Regions from separate parts of the Mus musculus genome. Here region 2 is linked to region 1. The links are chromatin contacts, found by POLR2A ChIA-PET in ENCODE. All regions are on one chromosome and are shown on one strand. Each heading gives the region's core, a stretch centred on a gene start or an enhancer-like site at or near the end of the contact. The rest is flanking DNA. Distances are from core to core; before and after follow the strand shown.

The links. ChIA-PET counts read pairs that join two places held with the same protein, here RNA polymerase II (POLR2A).
Region 2: POLR2A ChIA-PET joins it to region 1 with 14 read pairs in Patski. The contact joins the promoter of Stx7 here to the promoter of Rps12 in region 1. POLR2A ChIA-PET finds 5 or more read pairs at or near these places in 2 of 5 experiments (Patski and embryonic stem cell).

The regions. Positions count from the first base shown.
Region 1 is chr10:23,785,847-23,788,625 of GRCm38, forward strand. It overlaps Rps12 (ribosomal protein S12), which reads right to left and starts at 1,363. Exons shown (of 6, transcript NM_011295.6): 1 at 1,310-1,363; 2 at 1,148-1,198; 3 at 918-1,034; 4 at 56-158. The coding sequence starts at 1,161. It overlaps LOC115487513 (a small nucleolar RNA gene), which reads right to left and starts at 697; the gene lies at 624-697.
Region 2 is chr10:24,147,869-24,150,596 of GRCm38, forward strand. Stx7 (syntaxin 7) reads left to right here and starts at 1,421. Exons shown (of 10, transcript NM_001358563.1): 1 at 1,421-1,540.

The DNA of each region.
Region 1 (2,779 bases), core at 113-2,612:
CCATGCAAGTTAGTGCTGGTGCCTGTGGCTCAACACCATTATCACTAAGGCTTACCTTTATCAGGTTGATTTGGTGCTCAGCACAAAGTGCCTCCACCAGCTTGACATACATGGGCTCATCACAGTTGGATGCGAGCACACACAGATGGGCTTGGCGCCTAAAATGCAAAACTCAAAGGTGAAACCTTCAAGGGTCTTCACTGTGCTAGTAAACCTGACCACACAGGATTTACTGTACCAAACTGCAGACTAGCCATTCACTTTCCCTGTACAAACTTAGATACCAATACCACACATTATAATAGGAAACCTATTTATGGCCAAAGGAAACTATGACCACTTTCAGGGTATTTCCAACTTGAAAGCTGATCCAAAGCAGTCCTGTGCAGGAAGCACTGTAAATATTCACAACAGCATCCAAAATCACCTGACTTTACCTCAAACAGTAGAATACACGTGCATAAGCCTAATAAACCATGCATGTTCTCAAGTCTCCCGGATATAGCTAGATTTCCCCGACACCACAATATTGTCGTTTAAGTATTTGCAAACTAAATAATGATGCCCCCCCCTTTTCCATCTTCTAGCAAAACTACCGGACTATCTATCCCCACGAGCTACAGGTTTGTCAGACTAGCTGTTTCTCACCCATGAACGGGGTGAAGGGGTATCCGACAATTCAAGTCATCATGCAAACACTGTAGCTTTACAAAACTACTGCTCGTCATCCCCGATCCACACAGCAACCCACACATCCTAAGTGGGCTAGAGTTGATACCTTTTCCTAGGTTTCCTGCTGGCCGGATGACATTCAGAACTTTTGTGCTAACAGCATGAACTTCACGCTCTCTTCCCTTGGCTGCTGCAGTCTTTGTTCCGGCTGCAACACCCCACAGTATTGAGACTGAGACACGTACTTGTCTAAGGCTTTGGCAGCTTCGCGTATGCCACGTGCTAGGCCATCGTGGATGAGGGCGGTCTTCAGCACCTCTTGTAGAGCAGTGTTGACGTCCATTACACCTCCAGCAGCTATGCTGGAATGCAGACAGAGACGTTAGGACCCTCGGCAGGCTAGGGATGGGGAACTAGCATGGAGAAAAGCCCAGACCAGCGCCGCCCGCGGGAGGCCCACGCCCCACTCGCTCACCCTTCCTCGGCCATGGCGGTGAATCACGGGTGACGCCGAATCTTGAACGCACTGAAAGACAAAACATCAGTAAATCGCCCGTTAAGACCCAAGTACTTCACTTTTGAAGCCAAGGCGCAGTAGACACGCTATCGCCGGCGCACGAGCTGGGATCACACTCACCCCGAGCTTCCGCCTCCGCGCAAGTCGGCGGCGGCAGGGGAAAAGGCCGGCGGTGGCCGCATGACGGTATTTAAGCGCTCCGCTCGACTTCTGTGCGCATGTGCAACTCCTCCCACTAAAGAGGTGGCTCCGGTGGTGCCGTGCCTTAGGAGTTTCCACTTCCGCCTTTAGGAGCGTCCGTGGTAAGAACGCGGCTGGATTTCTAGCAGGCATCGCAGCGGGCAGCCTTTGCCCAGGGGGCGTGGACCACAGAGGTCCCACGATCCGCTCCTACGGAACACGAGAGGAGCCAAACTACTGCCGTTTTCTTCGCTGCTGAATTACTTTGTTTTAAGCAGTTTTTCCACGTCTTATCGTGAAGTTTCCTGTTGCCAATACTGGCCGATTAGGCTGAGTGTGTCCACATTTTGGTCCTTTGGTTTTTAGCCTCTCTGAGTGGCTGTGATTTGTGTATGATCACAAACCCCACTGCTTTGCAACGTGTTTAAGCAGACCTTGCGGCCAGGTCAGATCCCGGTCTGAATGCAACCGGTTCTGAATGAACATTTAGGTAATGACCCTAGTTTTTTTCCCGAGTCGCAGCTTCGCAGACACTGGATCCCTGAGGTACATGTTAAACTCTCACTGTGGATCTGTCACTAAATTCCACCGAGGATTCGGCTACCAGGAGTGGAACTCCAGAATCTTAAAGCCAGTTCCCGCCTACGCCGACAAATGCATTTTAATTTCGAAGGAATCACTCGCTCTTCTACTTCCAAAGCAAATACACAAGACATCTCTCTCAGAAGATATCCCCGAAGCCAACCAGAGCTTCTGATGGCCAACCTGGTGGATACAGTGATCATTGTCGGGCTCATGAATTTCATGAGGATATAAGAAAGTTGATGGAAGTTTTAGCTTTTCCAATAAACGTTTGGGTTTCACCCCTAAAGCCTCATGCTTGCTTCCTTACCCCTGCAATTCAAAAAAGTATTTAATAGGTGGTTAGTTTCTGTGGGCGTATTTCTGCCAGTGTCTATGGTGCTGTTTTAAAGATGAGAGACGGCGGACACTTAAAAGTCTGCATTTTAAAAGATAAAGCTAGTATTTTAGCCAAAGAGTAACATACCAGAATGCCACGGTGCTGGGGAGTGGAGATGATGTGGGAACGCAGGGGATTTGGAGTTTATGGCAGCATTTAAAAGAGGTTTTAACTAGAGTTCCAGCCAGGTAAGTGCAGGAAGAATATTCAGACAGGAAGAGAGAGCAGGAAGGCACACGTGCCTTTTGGCTGTTTTGGAAGTGATTTTGAAACATTACACAGTCGGAAAAGAATGTGGTTAAGTAGAGTTTAAGTAGTTTCCTTAGTATAAGGCTATTAAAAGTTAATGTGTCAAACCATACATAAGTTGCAAGACTTTCATCCCAGCACCTGAGAAGCAGAGGCAGGTGGATAGCTGTGAGTTCCAGGCTACCAGGAAGACAATGTCT
Region 2 (2,728 bases), core at 171-2,670, 360 kb after region 1:
TGTGTGACTTAGAAGTGTTTGGTGTTTCAGGTTCCTTAATCTGTATTATGAGGAAACAGAACCAGATTTTCTAAAAGGGACTCTGTAGCTTTAACAGCTAACATGACTTTCTATTAGAGGTTATTGCCTTGTCAAAGAATGATTTTTAAAAATAAAACAATTTTGAAAAAGGGAGAGATTTCAAAGAAAAACTTGAATTTCCTCTGTATCTTGGAAAACATACAATGTCACTATGATGGACTAATACTTCTAAAAGTTCACAGTGGAGATGATAGGTAGAACTCAGGGGTAGATCAACTACCTGAAATGTGAGGCCTTGGGTTTGATCCCTCATTCCTCAAAACAAAACCACAAACAACCCGGGACAATGATACAGGTCTGTACTCTGAACGATGAGGCAGGTTGCAAGTTCAAGGTCTACCTGGATTACAGAGTGAGTTCAAGGTTAATATCTGGGTAACCTGTGTAGACTTTGTTTCAAAAACAACAACAACAACAACAAAAACCACTGGAGATAGAGGACAGAGTGAAGGCCTCTCATGTCCAAGGACCTTGGTTCAATTTCCAGTGCTGGACAAAACAGCAAACCTCAACAGTTCACCATGGCCCGAGCTGAATCACATGACTTTAAATGAGTACATGTTCTTTGATCCACTGGGTGGATCCTACTGAGAAGACGCTGTGTTTGAGTCTGACCTAAGTCATCTACGTATGCTTGCAGGTGTAAAACCAACCAACATACAGTTTGCTCTGTGGTTCTGATTCACAATAGTATGGATTCCCCCTACCTCCACTTGAAGTCTATCGAACTTTTGGTATCATGTGTTTTCATGCTCTTTCCAGAAATAACACCATCTTAATTATAGGCAAATCCAAGGCAATCTATTCTAATTAATTTGGCAAAGTATTTCTTTCACATGAACAACTGATGTTTCTCATCCGAGAGGTCACATGCTTGAAGAGTTATTGTTGGAACAGTGTGTGCTCTTAAAGCCTGGGAAAACCACATCCTGTATTTCAAGGATGCGATACCAACTATGAGCCAGGAAAACATCTTTATCAAGTGGGCATTAGGAGATTATCTTTCATTTATCCTTCCGGGGCTTTAGCTAGGATTGCCTTGACATTTTTGCAGTGACATTTTAAAAATGGAGTTGTCAAGTCTACCACAGAGCTGAGGGTTAGGAAACAGAACCTTTAAAAGCTGAGAGTGCTCCCTCAGTCCAGGGAGTCTGGCGCCTCCGAATAAAGAACCCAGCTCTTCTCTATTGTATTGCTTCCTCTTCTGTTGCCCATAGACATCACTTTGTCACCCATCAGAGCTTGGCTCCCCAGCAATTTTGCCAGTCCCTCCAAGCTTCAGCTGTCACTGGCCAATGGGAGAGACGCAAGCCCCGCCTCCTCCTTCCTGGGGCTGTGCCCCGAGCATGCGCAGTGGGCGTGCTTGTGCCGCCGCCCATCAGCTGAGACCGGCTGCGCCAGGCAGTGGGCCCCCGGGTGACAGCGGCTGGAGGTGGCCGAGGAAGCCGGCGAGGTCAGGGTAAGAGGAGACTGCAGAGGCGGGGGAGAGGGGGGCGGGAGGGACACCTCAGAACTGCAGCTCGCTAGTGGTTGCTTTGGGGTGCGCAGAGCGGGGCTCCCCAGGGCGCAGGGCCGGCGCCTCCCTCTCGGGCTCCCACGCCCCGCTCCGGACTCCGGGACGCGACGTGCGAGCACCGGGGCGCGCGGCAATGGAGCCTTGGGGACCGGATACTACCGCCAGATCCTGGCAGGCTACGACCGTGTTCCCATTCTCTGTCAACTTCTCCTCCGAAGAACAGAAAGGGAAACGCGATGGGCCCTGGTCATCTGGCCACAGGTTCGTTCCGCGGCCCAGGGCCTTTGCTTGGCTGTTGGCCTTACTCACACAAGCTAACTTTCTTTGACCTACCTTGTGCTCGTTTCAATTGATTTATGCAAGACACATAACAAGGTAACAAGGTATTTCGAGAATTCGCATATGTGTTTTCTAGGTTAAATTCAGACCAAAAAAAAAAAAAAAGCTTGGACGAGGGTGGGAAGAGGAAGGAAGCTTTACAGTCAAATGCTAATTTTTCCTTATAGCTGTTAAAATTTTGCTTGCATTTTATATGCATATATCAATTTTTGATTGCGTCAGATCTCGTATTTTGTCAGGAATTATTATTTACAAGTTTTCCACAATCAGGAAAATAAAAGGAATTAACTGTGAAACACTGGTTTGGTCCTGTTGGAGGTAGGCATTTCTTTTAGGTGTACTCTGAGCCGCAGTGAACAGAGATTGATAACACTGTTAAATTGTGCCTTGTGGTGCCGATGGGTCTTCGGCTTTGCAAGCTGCTTTCGAAGTTGGCCCCCAGGCTTGTGACTAGTTAAGAACGAGGCTGTAGTTTCCCAGTGTCTGGGGAAGTTAATAGAACACAGTATTAACTCACTGACCTCTGGGTTCTTTTCCTTCAGCTAGCTCACTTCTTATGCTGCTCCTGATTAACAGTCGTTTCTAATTCTGATTATTATCCCAAGTTCATCCATACGCTGCTGGTGGAAAATTATGAATAATTATGTTGAGCTATATGCCACTAAATGGTGTGTGCACAAGGCCCTGGTTCAGTCCCCAGTACTGCAGGGAAATATTACCTCTATGTCTACTAGTACTGCTAGATAAAACTCCCACAGTTAAGTCTGTGTGGATTTTTCTCTGGTTCAGTGT